2 separate regions of the Homo sapiens genome follow, and region 2 is linked to region 1. A link is a loop called in an ENCODE intact Hi-C map of the cell type or tissue named here. Cell type or tissue: lower leg skin. All regions are shown on one strand.

What was found. A loop is a pair of places that touch in the nucleus more often than their neighbours do. Peaks named below come from ENCODE experiments on the same cell type or tissue, not always from the same donor. Only the 100,000 strongest peaks of a DNase experiment are listed, where the experiment ranks them.
Region 2: a loop joins it to region 1, with 4 times the contacts of the local background. A loop is called at or near these places in 65 of 110 quality-filtered maps.

The regions. Positions count from the first base shown.
Region 1 is chr11:120,516,361-120,524,360 of GRCh38, forward strand. All of the region lies in intron 1 of GRIK4 (glutamate ionotropic receptor kainate type subunit 4), which reads left to right. Among named protein-coding and RNA genes, the nearest start is that of GRIK4, 8.6 kb to the left of the region's middle. RefSeq lists enhancers at 1-499, 500-1,101. In lower leg skin, no CTCF peak of the experiment used is centred here; DNase peaks (open chromatin) are centred at 341, 1,851, 3,911 and 4,201.
Region 2 is chr11:121,180,633-121,188,632 of GRCh38, forward strand. It overlaps TBCEL-TECTA (TBCEL-TECTA readthrough), which reads left to right. Exons shown (of 30, transcript NM_001378761.1): 27 at 7,200-7,362. TECTA (tectorin alpha) reads left to right here. Exons shown (of 24, transcript NM_005422.4): 21 at 7,200-7,362. Among named protein-coding and RNA genes, the nearest start is that of TECTA, 83 kb to the left of the region's middle. In lower leg skin, no CTCF peak of the experiment used is centred here; no DNase peak of the experiment used is centred here.

The sequences.
Region 1 (8,000 bases):
GGCTGTGCAGGCAGGATGAGGGGAGAGAGGATGATCTGAGGACTGGGCGCTCGGGCACAGGACGAGGCAAGTGGGAGAAGAGTCCCGTGTGCAGCAGAAGGCTGGAGTCAGGGAGCAGCGGATTGTCACGGTAGACGGGGTGGGTAGAACTGCTGGAATCCAAGAGGGCCCTGGCCACCAAACAGAGAAGGCTCAGGTCAGTGCAGCAGGCTCGGGGGAGCCGGTGAAGATTCGTGGGCAGAGGAGTGCTGTGCAGAAGCGCGGGTTGAGGGCTGGGCCTGGGCGCTGGTGACAGTGAGGCGAAAGGGGGGTAAGCTTGAATGACATTTTCAAGAACAGCAGAGCGCGCTGACAGATTGGATGCAGCAGATGAAGGAGCCGGAAGTGTCAGAGATAACTTTGAGATTTCCAGTGCTGGAGACCAGGGGGATGGGCGATGCGAGGGGAGTAGGGAAGCCGGAGGGGGAAGCAGGTCTGAGGGAAAGCTGACAGTGCGTGCCTGGATGCGCTGTGCCTGAGGAGGAGCCTGGAGCCATCGGGGCTCACCCTGGGCGGCGGCTGCTGCGTTCCTGGGCAGCAGCCACTGTCTAGTCTTGTGCAGGAACAGGCCTGGGGCGCGTGCTGCCGGGGGCCAGCTTAAGGCATCTCGCGTGCCTCAGTCTCACCTCCCCAGCCTCCTGCCAGCCCTCGCCGCCCTCCCTCCACGGTACCCTCGTGTCTGATATTCACTGCCCTGGAAGTTCCTCCGTCTGTGCCTGTCACCGCCGGGGACCGAGCGTGGAGCTGCCATCCAAATGGGCAGGGCCTTGTCCGCTTTGTTCACTGAGCTATCCCTAGTGCTTGCATAGAACAGGTGTTAAGTCAATATTTGTCCCATTTAAGGGACCTCAACTCATGTTTAACAGACACTTGTTACAGAGATAAATTCAGAGGCTGTGGAGGGTGAAGAGCAGCCAGAGGGGCTGTGTGGCCTTAGGCTTCCGGGAATGGGGTGTCCCAGGCTCCTTGGTGCGATCCTCTCCTGTCCTCAGTGTCCAGCCTCTTGGTGCCCGCTTGTGTTGTCAAAGTGAGGCTGGCATCGTTTGCCCCAGGGAGGCCATGGGCAGGCCCCCTGAGGCAAACGGTGCCCCCGCCTGTGCACCCCTGACTTCCGCCTAAAGTTGGAGAGCAGGGAGACCCAAGTGGTGAGGGTGATAGCTGTGCTACGCTGCGGGGTGTTGGGAGAGAGGACGCAGATGCCTGAGTGCTGAGTCACAGTGGGCATCTCGGGAAGGGGACAGCTGGGAAATAGAAGGCCGGGCTAGGATTGCTGCCTCGATTTCCGCCCTATAAACAAAGGCATAGAGTAAACTCTACTTCACGGAGCTCCCAGTTGAGTGTGATAGTCCTGTGAAGGCCCCCAGGAGGGAGTGGGAAGGGGCCGGCCCCTAGCACAGAGGAGTCGTAGTGGTGGCCTGGGAGCGTGACTAGGGAGTAGACACAGGTTTAGAATTGGAGTTTAAGGGCCAGAGTTAAAGAGGAGGATTTAATAGAATGAGAAATCAATAGCCCAGAGGAGGTTAAGTTGTGTAAGTGAGAGGCTGACTGCAAGGCACGCTTAATGAAAAAGAAAAGTTTAAGAAGGCGTGGAAGATAGGGCACATCTGGAGGCAGGGGAAGCCGGTATTGGCCGGTTTCTGCTCTCCCTGTTCTCCAGCCTGGGGAGGCTGCTGAGAAGGGAGGTTGTGTTCTGGGAGTGAGTGAAGGGCATTTCCTGTGTCTCCCTCCCAACCTCCATTGCTCCCCCTGAGGCTGTGTGGTGCAATGGTTGGCCTGGCCACTTCCAGATCAGGTACATAGGACAAATCCCAGCTTTTCCAGTTCCAGCAGTGCAACTTTGGGCACAAAGCTATGCAAGCCCACCCTGGCCTCCATGACTCTCGGCAGCTGTGCTGAGCACGAGTCCGTGGCAGCAGTGGTTATTAGTAGTTATTATTGTGTTGCATCCTCATAGTGTCTCTCCTAGCCCAGTCCGGTTCCTAAGACTCTACGGAATAGTGTCTCTAGCAAGGCTGGTGAAAGGATGGGGATTTGGGAGGCAGCAAAGCTATATATATTTTTTTTAATCAGAAAAGTCTATAGTGGGTTTAGTCCAAGCCCCAGAGAGACGAGGGGCCCAAAGCCCAGGGTGTTTAAGTCACTTGTCCAAGCAGTGTAACGGGAGTGGCAGAGCTGGATCCAGCATAAGCCCAGGGCTCCAGGCTTCCCAGCCTGTGTCTTTTTAAAATTTTTTAAATATTTTGAGATGGAGTCTGGCTCTGTTGGCAGAGTGCAATGTGCGCGACCTTGGCTTACTGCAACCTCCGCCTCCCAGGTTCAAGTGATTCTCCTGCCTCAGCCTCCTGAGTAGCTGGAATTACAGGTGCCCAATACCACCCCCGGCTAATTTTTTTGTATTTTTAGTAGATACCAGGTTTCACCATGGACCAGGCTGGTCTCAAACTCGTGACCTCAGGTGATCCGCCGGCCTCAGCCTCCAAAGTGCTGACATTATAGGCATGAGCCACTGTGCCTGGCTTAGCCTGTGTCTTTTGCTGGGTCTTGTGGCCCTGCCTGCAGGAGCGAAAGTGCTGGAAAAGAGATGCTTCAACAAATTGTTTGGTCCAGTTGCAACATCCAAACAAAATCGGTCTAGAACTAAGCAGGCGGATGATTTTGATTCTTTAAGGCACTAGAGCATGGGCTCTGTGGGGGCACGGATAGGGCCTTGTGCTTTTGTCTCTAACACTAGGCTGACACATAGCTGTGAATTCAACAATGATGATGACAATAATAATAGCTAATAAGTATTCAATGCTTATTATGTGCCAAGTACAATGCAAAGTACTTTCCATATATTATCTTAATCTTCCTAATAACTGCTATGAACTGAATGTTGGTGTTCCCCCAGAATTCATGTTGAAATCTTAACCTCCAAGTGATAGTATTAGGAGGTGGGGCATTTGGGAGGTGATTAAGTCATGGAGCAGAGCCCTCACGAATGGGATTATGCCCTTAAAAAGAGAACCCGCAAAGCCCCCTCACCGCTCCCACCGTGTGAGCACACAGTGAGGAGGCCCATCTATGAACCCAAAAGCCCTCACCCGACACTGAATCTGCCAGCACCTTGATCTCGGGCTTCCCCGCCTCCAGAACTGTGAGAAACAAACTTCTATTGTTTACCAGCTACCCAGTTTATGGTATTTTGTTACAGCAGCCCAAATGCACTATGATAATAACCTTAAGTTTATTATACCCATTTTACAGATGAGGAAGCTGAGATTCAGAGTAGATGATTCATTAGCCCAAAGTCCCATAGCTGGTAAGAAGCAGAGTTGAAATATGTACCCAGGCAGTGTGATTTCAAGCTCTAGTGGGAAATCCTTTGTGTGCATGCATGCATGCTTGTGGGTGCACAAGTGTATGTGAAATATGCACTAATCCCTCCCTAATTCCTAGATTCTACCTCTGGCTACCTCACTACTGGTTTTTTTTTTTTTTGTTTTTTTTTTTGTTGTTGTTGTTTTTTTTTGAGACGGGGTCTTACTCTGTTGCCCAGGCTGGAGTGCAGAGGCGCGATCTTGGCTCATTGCAACCTCCGCCTCCTGGGTTCAAGCGATTCTACTGCCTCAGCCTCCTGAGTAGCTGGGATTCTAGGTGCCCACCACCACACCTGGCTAATTTTTGTGTTTTCAGTAGAGACAGGGTTTCACCATGTTGGCCAGGCTGGTCTCAAACTCCCGGCCTCAGGTGATCCACCCGCCTCAGCCCCCCAAAGTGCTGGGATTACAGGCATGAGCCACTGCGCCCAGCCTACCTCACTACTGCTTCTATATTTCTGTTCCTCATCTCTTAGGCAAGGAGGCCAATGCTCATTTCCAGAACCGGCACCCTCAAGCCCCAGTCCCAGCCCGTCCAGCCATCAGCAGGCGCGGAGAATGAGTGGTGGCGCCTCTATGCGTTTTGGAACTCTCCTTCCCTTGGCCTGATTTCTTCGATCCCTGAGTGAGAGGGTCACTGGCAGTATTGGGGAAGTGATTAGAGAGCCACCTCCTGAATCACGTGCCATTCTTTTCCACCATGGAGGCCATCCAGGGAAGGGCCCGGTGTGGAGGCAGGAAGAAGGCAGCGACATAAAGCATTGAGGAGACCCTCTCCTGAGCTGCCGAGTCTGAGCACTGATTAGTGCTCAGGTGAGACAGGACTTTAGGAGGTTAAAAGCAGTCCTGCCCCCACTGGACCAACCAGGGTTGTGTCCACTCACCACCTCCTCCAAGGGCCTGGCTGGCTGGCTGGCCTGGCTGCCCCAGGTTAATAGCCGAGGATTAGAAGGAGTGGAATCTGACTGGGGTCTTGGACTCTCAGCAACAGCAGCAGAATAGGGAGTCTCTTTGGAAGAAATCTGATGGTAGCATTGTTAGACTCATGGTCGTTATTGCTCCTGACAGCATCTCCCCTAGCCTAGTTCAGTTCCTAAGATGACAACAGAACAAGGTCCCTAGCATGGCTGATGATGGGATGGAAACTGGAACATCTCTCTTTTTGGAGGCAGCAGAGGCATCTTCAGAATTAAAGAAGACAAAAGTGGGTTTGGGCGGGGCACGGGATATGCAGAAGACCCTGTAGAGTTATTTCCAGGTGGGAGGTCAGCACAACTCTGCCCTTATGCTGAAGTTGCAATGCCATTTTCTTTTTTTGTTTTGTTTTGTTTTGTTTTTCGTTTTTTTGAGACAGAGTTTCACTCTCACCCAGGCGAGAGTGCAGTGGCATGATTACAGCTCACTGTAGCTTGAACCTCCTGGGTTCAACTGATCCTCCCAATAGCTTGGGACTACAAGCGTGCACCACCATGCCTGGCGAATATTTTGATTTTTTGTGGAGATGGAGTCTCACTGTGTTATCCAGACTGGACTCAAACTCCTGAGCTCAAGTGATCCCTCATCTTGGCCTCCAAAAGTGCTGGGATTACAGGTGTGCGCCACCACGCCCGGCCCACAATGCCACTTTCTGATGGTAGTCACATGCCCAACGGCTTATTATGTTCTTGGTGATTTGTGTCCTCTCCCCCAAAGAGCTCACAGGGCCACAAACCTGAGAGACAGGAGGGCAGTTAAAATTATTGTCCCAGACTCTCAGAATTTCAGTAACTAGCCGAAAGCCACATAGTTATTTGATTGGAAAGTTGGATCAGTTCCCAGGACTCCTGCCCCTTGCCCAGGGCTGCATCTGCCACCCTGTGCCTTCCAGTTTGTGCGGTGGTAGAGGCAGTGGTCCCTGGGAACACCTGCTATTCCCAAGGTAGAGAATATCACACGGAAGAAAGCAGCACTTGTCAGGTAATGAGAACGCCTGTTGTATTGCTGGGAAAACTGAATGAAGTCCAGGGAGGTTAAATGAATCCTAGAATCTTATTCTTGAAGTAACTCGAGATCATTGCATTTGACGTCCTACCTGAGCTTCTATTATCTCCCGCGGGTGGTTATCCTGCCTCGGCTGCTGCCGCCTTCTGCTCTTCTTCCTCTTTCTCCATTTTCCCCTTCTTCTGAAAGCTGACATCATTGAGCACTTACCACCTTCCAGGCACTGTTCTAGATGCTTTGTATGTATTAAGTTGATTCTCCAGCCAACCCTATGAAGTAGGTACTGTTGTCCCACTTTACACATGAGGAAATACATAACCACAGAGGTTATGTAGCTTGCCCAAGATGACACATGAGCCAAGTGATAGAGCCGGGATATGAACTAGGCAGCCTGGGCCATGCTCTGGAGTGATCCTAAGGCAGGCCATCGCTGAGTTGGGCAGCTGTGAAACGAGGGAGCACATGAAAGCACCCAGTGCCTTGCCCGGCGTAGGGAATGTGCTCAGTCAATGCAAGTGACTTCTAAACATACCAGGAGGTTTTACCTTAGACTGAGCCAAATTGATTTCCCATGGGTCTTTTTTTTCTTTCTTTCTTTTTTGAGATGGAGTCTCGCTCGGTTGCCCAGGCTGGAGTGCCGTGGCGCGACCTCAGCTCACTGCAACCTCCACCTTCCGGGTTCGAGCGATTCTCCTGCCTCAGCCTCCTGAGTAGCTGGGTCTACAGGTGTGTACCACCACACCCGGCTAATTTTTGTATTTTTATAGAGACAGGGTTTCACCATGTTGGCCAGGCTGGTCTCGAACCCCTGACCTCAGGTGATCCGCCCGCCTTGGCCTCCCAAAGTGCTGGGATTACAGGTGTGAGCCACTGCACCTGGCTCCCATGGGTCTTTGTTCTGCACCCTCCTTGGAACCCCATTCCAGCCTTCTGAATGTGAAGCTACCTAATGAACAAGAAGCAAAGCCAACTTTCAGTCTCCTTCTACCTCAGTTTCCAAGACCCTTCCCCAAACTGAAATCCCCTGGCCAGGAAGACAACAGCCTGTGGGCCTAGAGAAATGTCCAAGGCTGGGACCTGCCTTATGAGGGAGATAGATCCTTGGCCACAGGGCTGCGCTGAGGGTTGTCACACATCCGTTCTTTAGCATGTTTCCAGAGTGCCTCCTATGTGCCAGGCACAGCCACGGAGCAGCACAGCTGGCCCCATCTCAAGGCTGGGCCCTTACAAAATGTGTGCACAGACACCTGCTGAATCTGTCAGATGCCAGATTGGTGGTGGGGTCCTGGGGACAGGAGCCTGAGGACTAGGAGAACTGTTGCTTCTCCACTGCTCCTAGGAGGCTGGGTGGGGATGCAGACACCCCATCAGGGGGCCAAAATTTCAGCTGACCCAAATCTAAGAGCACAGAGTAGGCAACTAGATGGAGGAAGCTCACCAGTTTATTTGTGCTAAAATAGCATCAGCCGACTCTCCTTTGAAACGTAACGGTCCTGCCAGAGTCCAGAGTAAATAGGCCGGAACATGAGATCTGCCAGGTGGGGTGCAAATTGGCAGTAAACAAAGCAATCGGGCTGTCTGAGTAGCGGAAGTCAGCTGAGAAAGTGCATTTCTCCTGCACGGAGCTGTGGGGTGGCGGCTGCTGGGCTCTCTCTTGCCCTCAGCTCCTTTGGGGAGGGAAGTGGGAGGGGGTATGTCAAGAGCTTGACCCTGGGCTTTAGGGGTGGAGGAGGAGCCGACTTTTGTCCTGTATTCCTGGGCCAATAATGCTGCTACTTCTCTCGCTGCTTCTCCAGTTGCCATCCTGCGTTACTGCAGGTCCTCACACCAGCCCTCCACGGCAGGTCTTATTAGTCCCATTGGACAAGGGAAAACACAGATGTCCAGAGAACCTGAGACACCGACACAGGGTCACACAGCTGAACCTGGGCTTTGTGGTTCGGTGTTGCCCGGGTCTGCCTTCGTCTCTTTAGCCACTGCTTCTCCGTGTGGCCAGTGCCTTTCTAAGGAACTTCCAGCTCCCAGCAGGGGAAGAACCTGAGCAGCCCAGCTGGGAGATGATCAGGGTGGGGCTGGTAGAGCAAGGTCAGGCCACCCTTGGATGCTTTGGGGAGGTCATCAGAGATCATCATCTGTCTCCCCACAAGGCACGGGTTCCATTGCACAGGGACTGTTTGCTTCTGCATTCTTTTTTTTTTTTTTTTCCTGAGACGGAGCCTTGCTCTGTCACCAGGCTGGAGTGCAGTGGCACGATCTCGGCTCACTGCAACCTCCGCCTCCCAGGTTCAAGTGATTCCCCTGCCTCAGCCTCCCGAGTAGCTGGGACTACAGGCGCACACCACCATGCCTGGCTAATTTTTTGTATTTTAATAGAGACAGGGTTTCATCATGTTAGCCAGGATGGTCTCGATCTCCTGACCTCATGATCCACCAGCCTTGACCTCCCAAAGTGCTGGGATTAGCGGCGTGAGCCACCGCGTCTGGCCGTTTCTGCATTCTTTCCCCAACAACCAGAACAGCACTGGGTGCTCAGTATGCGTTTAGTGGGTGAACGGCTGCTTTGGTGAGCCGCTTGTCTGCAGAGGCCCTGGACTCTGGAGCCCTAGACTAGCAATGAGCCTT
Region 2 (8,000 bases), 660 kb after region 1:
CCTATATGTAGATGTTTATATCTCTTGCAAGACTTGGGAAGTTTTCAGCTATTATTTCATTAAATAGGTTTTCTATGCCTTTGGACATCTTTTGCCCTTCTGGAACTCCCCAAATTGGTATATTTGGTCACTTTATGATGTCTTATATTTAACATAGGATTTCTTCTTTCTTTCTTATTCCTTTTTTTTTTTTTTTTTTGCCTGACTAGGTTATTTCAAAGACCTGTATTCAAGTTTTAAAATTCTTTATTCTGGCCAGGCACAGTGGCTCACACCTGTAGTCCCAGCACTTTAGGAGGCCGAAGCGGGTGGATCATGAGGTCAGGAGATTGAGACCATCCTGGCTAACACAGTGAAACCCTGTCTCTACTAAAAATACAAAAAATTAGCCAGGTCTGGTGGCGTGTCTGTAGTCCTAGCTACTTGGGAGGCTGAGGCAGGAGAATCACTTGAACTCAGGAGGCAGAAGTTGCAGTGAGCTGAGATCTCACCACCGCACTCCAGCCTGGTGACAGAGCAAGACTCCGTCTCAAAAAAAATAATTCTTTATTCTGTTTGATCTAGCATATTGTTGAAGCTCTTGATTGTATTTTTTAATTTCATTCATTGAATTCTTCAGTTCCAAAATTTCTGTTTGGTTCTTTTTATCTGTCTCTTTGTTGAATTTCTCACTCAGATCATGAATTATTTTTCTGATTTCTTTGTATTGTTTATTTGTGTTTTCCTGTATCTCACTGAACTTCTTTAATATCATTATATTGAATTCTTTCTCAGGTATTTCATAGATTTCTTTTTTTGTTGGAATGTGTTGCTGGAGAATTATTATTATTATTATTATTATGATTTTATTTTTTGAAATGGAGTTTTGCTCTTGTTGCCCATGCTGGAGTGCAATGGCGCAATCTCAGTTCACCACAACCTCTGCCTCCCGGGTTCAAGTGATTCTCCTGCCTCAGCCTCCTGAGTAGCTGGGATTATAGGAATGTGCCACCATGCCCAGCTAATTTTTGTATTTTTAGTAGAGACAGGTTTCTCCATGTTGGTCAAGCTATCTCAAACTCACAACCTCAGGTGATCCACCCACCTTGGCCTCACAAAGTGCTGGGATTACAGGCGTGAGCCACCATGCCCAGTCACTGGAGAATTATTGTGTTCTTATTGTGTCCTTGCTTTTTTATATTCTTATGTCTTTATGTTTGTTTCTGTGCATCTGGTATAATAGTTGCTTCTCCAATTTTATGGATTGGCTTTTGTAGGGACAGAGTTTTTCCTATAGATGTATCTATAGTGTTGGTTGGGTTTGACTTTGGCTTTGATTCTGAGTGGACACAGCAGTGTGGTCTCCATATGATTTCTTCAGCTGTAATCAGCATCAGTCATGTCTGTGAGTTAGTCAGTGACTTAGGCTATTAATGGAGGATATGGTGAGGCTTTGCTGGGGACAGGGATGCCAGATGGGCCAGTCCTCGGGTACCAGTGGTGGTGATAGCAGGCTAGGCATGCCAGCTTTTGGGCCCCTGGGTGGCATTAACAAGCACTCATGGTAGAAGGTCTGGGTGGGCCAATCCTTGGTCAGTGGTAGCAGTGGGCCAGGTGGGTGGGTCCTCAGGCCCTAAGTGGTGTGTGTGGCATCAGTGATGGCAGTAGCAGCAGTGGGCCAACTCTCAGGCCCCAGAGCTTCACATGGGAGTGCCAGTGGTGGTGGTGGTGGGCCAGTCCTCAGGTCCTCAGGTGGCACATTGGTGAGTTCTGGCAGTGGTGGCAGGCTGGGTGGGCCTGCCCTCAGTTTCCCAAAAGGCAAATTTTAAAGGCAAATGTAGTCGTTGGCAGTGGTGGACAGGGTAGGGCAATCCATAAGCCTCCAGATGATGTGCATGGGTGCTGGGAGTGGCAAGCAGGGCAGGCCTATCTTCAGATCCCTTGATAATGTGTGTGAGCACAGGGGTGGGCTGATCCCCAAGCCCCCGATGGTGCATGTGAGCACTGGCAGTGGGTGGGGCAGGTCTGTTGTCAGGCCCCCCTGATGGTACATGCAGCCATCGGTGTTAGTGGATGGGGCAGGTTGATCCCTAAATCCCCCCAACGACACACTTGGTTGCCAGTGGTGGTGGCAACACGTTGGTTAGGCCTGTCCTTAGACCCCTGGAAGATGTGTATGGGAGCCAGTGGTGACTGGTGGGTGAGTCAAACCCCAGATCCCTCGACAGGATACATGGGCACCAGTGGTGGTGGGTGGGGCAGGCCTGTCCTCAGGCCCCATGACAGCACCTGGTGGGCTGATCTTCAGGCCCCCTGAAGGTGTATATGGGTGTCTGGTGGCCCTGCTGCTGGGGAAGTGGCAGAGTTGCTGACAGTGGCAGCAGCTGCAGGCAGGTGGCTCTTGGGTTCTGGGGAGCTTGTGCGTCAGCCCCTTTTTCCTGGGGACAGCCTCCCTGGCGCACTGCATCACCTGTTCCCCAGGGTGTAGGACACTGTGTGGGTTAGAGTGCTTGGACCCACCTGCACCACTGAGTCCAGCCAGTGTTGTGAACCTGCATCCTTTTAAGTAGGCATGAGGGGTGGGTGTTAGCAGGGCTCCAGGGATGTGAAGAAGCAGGGGATGTTGGGCCCCAGGGCAAGATATAGTCTGACGGGGGCTGGGCTCGCAACATGGCACCATGCTGCAGCTGCTTGGGTCTGAGGGGCTGGAGGGTGTGCGATTCAGTGTGAACTCCTTCTCTGGAACAATACTGTTATGTGGAGTCTGGGTAGCTTCCTATACTAGTCTCAGGGCCCAAATGGCTCTCCCATGGCTAGCATTACGAAAGTCTGCAGTGGAATATGGACCACTGGGGATCTCTCAATTACCTTTTCCCATATTGGGAAGTTTCTCCTGGCTCCAAGCTGACCCTGGCAGGGCCAACTGCTTTGTTTCCCTTTATTTTCATGCCTCGGAGATCCTCTGTCCCTCTTTTGTTGAATTCCAGTGTTCTTTCTTTGATGCTCTATTCAACTTGAGGCAGGAGAATCACTTGAACTCAGGAGGCAGAGGTTGCAGTGAGCTGAGATCTCACCACTGCACTCCAGCCTGGCGACAGAGCAAGACTCCATCTCAAAAAAAATAATTCTTTATTCTGTTTGATCTAGCATATTGTTGAAGCTCTTGATTGTATTTTTTAATTTCATTCATTGAATGAATTTAGTCTCACTCTATTGCCCAGGCTAGAGTGTGGTTGTATGATAATGGCTCAATGCAGTCTCAACGTCCTGGGCTCAAGTGATCCTCCCACCTCAGCCTCCTGAGTAGCTGGGACTACAGGCACACACCACCATGCCCAGCTAATTTTCTCTATTTTTCGTAGAGACTTGGTCTCCCTGTGTTGTTCAGGCTGGTCTTGAACTCTTAGGCTCAAGTGATCCTCCCATCTTCGCCTCCCAAAGTGCTAGGATTACAGGTGTGACCTACCATGCCAGCCAGCCTACAATAATTCTTAAAGCAGGTGAATGTATTAATCACAATTCTAAGTGGTAGAGACCCATTCAAACTAGTTTATGCAAAAACCAAGGCATTTAATGGTTACAACACCAAATCACAGGAGTGGATGTGACTTCAGAGATGATTAGATCCAGGGAGCCAGATGCTATCAACACTCTCCTCTTGCTTTATCCCTTGTCTCCTCCTCTTTGTCTCTCTCTCTCATTGACCTTGTTAGACACTGGCAATCCTAGACTCACATTCTTATAGCATTGTAACCAATGAGGAGAGAGCACTTCTAACTCCAGTGCAGGGAATCCCAGGCCTATCCTGGACCACTTGCTTATCCTTCATTTGGTGGGTAGGGTTATGCACCATTGCATTTGCCTGGCCTGGTCAGCACCCATCCCTGTGGTGGTCAGAGAGTGCTGTGGATACTGTAAGTAGCTTTATGGTTGAGGGAAAGAGGCATGGTTTTCCAAGAGAAGAAGGGTGTGGTTCTGGGAAGACAAACAATAGACATTCACTAGTTTGCAGATGAAACAGGCTCAGAGAGGCTAGGCACAGCGCTCACTCAAGGTCACACAACTATCAAGGAGCAGAGAAGAAATCCTTTTAGGTTTCAAGACACACCGACTCCCTAAGTGACCAGGTGTGGTGAATGGCATGGGTTGCTGAGGTGTACTGTGGAATTTTCAGCAAAGACCTCACTAAGGTATTTGTATTTCTGAATTGATGTTTATCCTCCTCAAAGGGAAAGGGAGGGACGTGGTGACTACTTGGTGTCCTGCAGGCCTAGATGAGTGGGTGAGCATCACAATTATCCTTTTGTCCATGTTTCTTCCTCCTCTTTTTGTATTCCTTTCGCAACATAAAAGGGTTAAGATATGAGACACTCTACAAATGCAAACCCAGATTATAGGGCTTATGTCTCCTTTGAAGGATGTGGTAGCATTTAGCATTTTAAAAATGGTATTTAATAGACTTGACCCAGAGAGGGAGAGTGAGCCGGAGAGCATGTTCATAAATCTCAGCTTACCCCAGTGTCTGTCTGAATAAACGTCTTCAAATTAAACTGTGGTTGGGTGGGAAGTGACTTCTTTATGTAGGTGAATCCATCAGTCCTCCTAACCTTTCTTGGAGGGATGTGATTATTGTTTTTTTCCAGTGCATTTAGGGAAACCAGATGTTCAATGCTTAATGAATGAGTAGGGAAAGTAGATGTTCAATGCTTAATGAGTGAGTAGGGAAAGCAGATGTTCAATGCTTAATGAATGAGTAGGGAAAGCAGATGTTCAATGCTTAATGAATGAGTAGGGAAAGCAGATGTTCAATGCTTAATGAATGAGTAGGGAAAGCAGATGTTGAATGCTTAATGAATGAGTAGGGAAAGCAGATGTTGAATGCTTAATGAATGAGTAGGGAAAGCAGATGTTCAATGCTTAATGAACGAGTAGGGAAAGCAGATGTTGAATGCTTAATGAATGAGTAGGGAAAGCAGATGTTGAATGCTTAATGAATGAGTAGGGAAAGCAGATGTTCAATGCTTAATGAATGAGTAGGGAAAGCAGATGTTCAATGCTTAATGAATGAGTAGGGAAAGCAGATGTTCAATGCTTAATGAATGAGTAGGGAAAGCAGATGTTCAATGCTTAATGAATGAGTAGGGAAAGCAGATGTTCAATGCTTAATGAATGAGTAGGGAAAGCAGATGTTCAATGCTTAATGAATGAGTAGGGAAAGCAGATGTTCAATGCTTAATGAATGAGTAGGGAAAGCAGATGTTCAATGCTTAATGAATGAGTAGGGAAAGCAGATGTTCAATGCTTAATGAATGAGTAAGGAAAGCAGATGTTCAATGCTCTTAATGAATGAGTAGGGAAAGCAGATGTTGAATGCTTAATGAATGAGTAGGGAAAGCAGATGTTCAATGCTTAATGAATGAGTAGGGAAAGCAGATGTTCAGTGCTTAATGAATGAGTAGGGAAAGCAGATGTTCAATGCTTAATGAATGAGTAGGGAAAGAAGATGTTCAATGCTTAATGAGTAGGGAAAGCAGATGTTCAATGCTTAATGAATGAGTAGGGAAAGCAGATGTTCAATGCTTAATGAATGAGCTGCAAAATGGGTCCACTAAAGTATTTTGGGGTCAGTTGTTTCTCTCCAGCTGTGTGGAGGGCAGAGACAGCAGCAACTTCTACAAGTGGCTTGTAAGTCTGGGGACATGCAGGCCACTTCTCTTGTCTCTTCAGGTGCTAGACAGAGGAAAGGGCAGGTGTTTCATTGTTAATAGAAGATTCTAGTGCTTGGCGTCTGTGCTCACTCTAAGAAAGCCAGCCAGATAGCCATTCCTGCCTCTCTATGCCCTTTCCTTCAGTTTTTCTGATACCTAAATGTCAAGTCATCTCCTTGGGAGAGAGTTGGTGGTCTGGTTAAGAGGGAAGGTCAGTGTGAAGACTGAAGAGCTGTTACCACTTTAGAATCCTTGAGCCTGTTCAGATTATCCAAATGAATAACAGTGTTAAGGAAAAGTATGGCATGTAAGTTTTTGTTTCAAAGCACTTCAGAGGCTATTGCCTTGAAAAGCAACTTGCATTTTGCCTAGAAGGCTAATTACAAAACATATTAAGTGTGGGAATGCTGAAGGATAACTTCAATTTTTAATTTTCCTTATTGCTAAGCTATTTAATCCTGTGGACTAGGGAAAGGAAATATAAGGAAAAGAGTCACCCTTTTTATCTTTATCATTTTAAAGAGCTTTTTAGCTCCTATGGGCCAGCCTTGGCTGTGGCAACACCATTTGTTCACTCATTCATTCATCTGACAGAAGTTTTCAAATACATGCCACATGCCATGTAGTGCATTGGAGACACAGTAAGGAACATGACTTGGTTCCTGCACTCAAGGAGCTCAACAGAGGGCTGTTGGCAAACTCAGAAAAGGCCATTTGTTTGTGCCTGGTCCGGGCATGACTAGGGGACATTTATAGAAGAGAGGTTGCCGTAGAACTGGTGTTGGAGAAAGGGCAGGAGTGATGCATTGGACAAAGAGCAGGAAGATCTTCCAGGTGGGGGAAACATTGCATGAAAAGACACAGGACTATAGGAGACTCTGATGCATTTGGGGAACTATACATAATTGAAGCAAGTTATCTGTGCCTGAGATATGTCTTGGCTGGGGTTGTCTCTTGGCTCAATGCCACAAGAAGGAAGGGGGCTGAGAAAAGTGGCAGTCAGCTACATCAAAACGACTCTGCAGCTCACCCCGACTGGTCTTCTTTCCCCTCCAGCTCCTACCTATTTTGACGCATGGGAAGTATTCCCAACAGGGTTTGAGTCAGGGGCCCTTGCCAACATTGATAATTAACTGAAGAAAGTACAGAAGAAGTAAGAATGAATCTTGTGTTTATTAAATTGGTATCGGTAGAACACAACATTATGAGGGGGCGGAATGAGAAACTGAAGCGTGGGGAAATTGAATGTGGTCCCTGCAGTCGTTTTGTTTTTAGTTGCAGTTAGGATACTAATTCAAGGTGGTGTTTGATGTTTCAAAACAAACTATGAAAACATGAGGGAGTGATAATAAATGACAAGCCCATGCAGTCCAGGGGTCACTTTCAAATGTAAAGGCATTTCTGCCATTTATGGTGGTTTTATGTGAAAAGTGAAATTTTGAACTGAAGGTGAGGATTAAGGTGTAAGAGGAAAACATGTGAAGCAAAGATTCCATTATTTTTTCTGAATAGGTGTCAGAACCTCAAAGATAACACCATTGGCATCGAGGAGAATGCAGTCTCCCTGACCTGTCGCTTTCACGTCACCGTCTTTAAATTCATAGGGGATTACGACGAAGTTCACCTTCACTGTGCAGTGTCACTCTGCGACTCAGAAAAGTACTCCTGTAAAATCGTAAGTGAGAGTGTGAAAACAAAGTGCTTAGCCTTATTTCTCACTGTCTTGGTTTCCCAACATGAGGATCGTGAATGCCAGGTGACCGGACTGGAATCATCCATAGATGCTTGGGGTGGACAGTCATCTTTGATGGGACAGTGAGAGAAAACGCAGGGAAATATATCTATTTACTCTTCTATCTCTGAATTGTCAACCAGTCATTGGCTTAACGCTAGACTAGGGTTTCTCAAAGCTCGGCACTGTTGACGTTTTGGACTGAATAATTCTTTGTTGTGGAGGACTGTTCTGTGCACTGTAGGATGTTAGCAACATCCCTCACCTCTACCCATGGATACCAGTCACATCTTCCCCCAGTTTCAACACCCAAAATGTCTCCAGATGTTGCCAGTTGGCCTGGTTGAGAACCACTGCACTAGAGTCTCAAGGAGCCAGGCGGCCTGACTCTAATGACCACTGGGCCAAGTTCCACTCCACTATAGAACCAAACTCTTGAGCTCAGGATACAATGTATCCAGGTGTCCTGCATCACACCTGATCTACATCAGACTCTGGAGGGGGTGAGGGATGAGGTAGCAAACCAATGATCTCTTCTGTGCCAGGCTTCCACCTCCACCACTTACGGGCTGGGTCCTTAA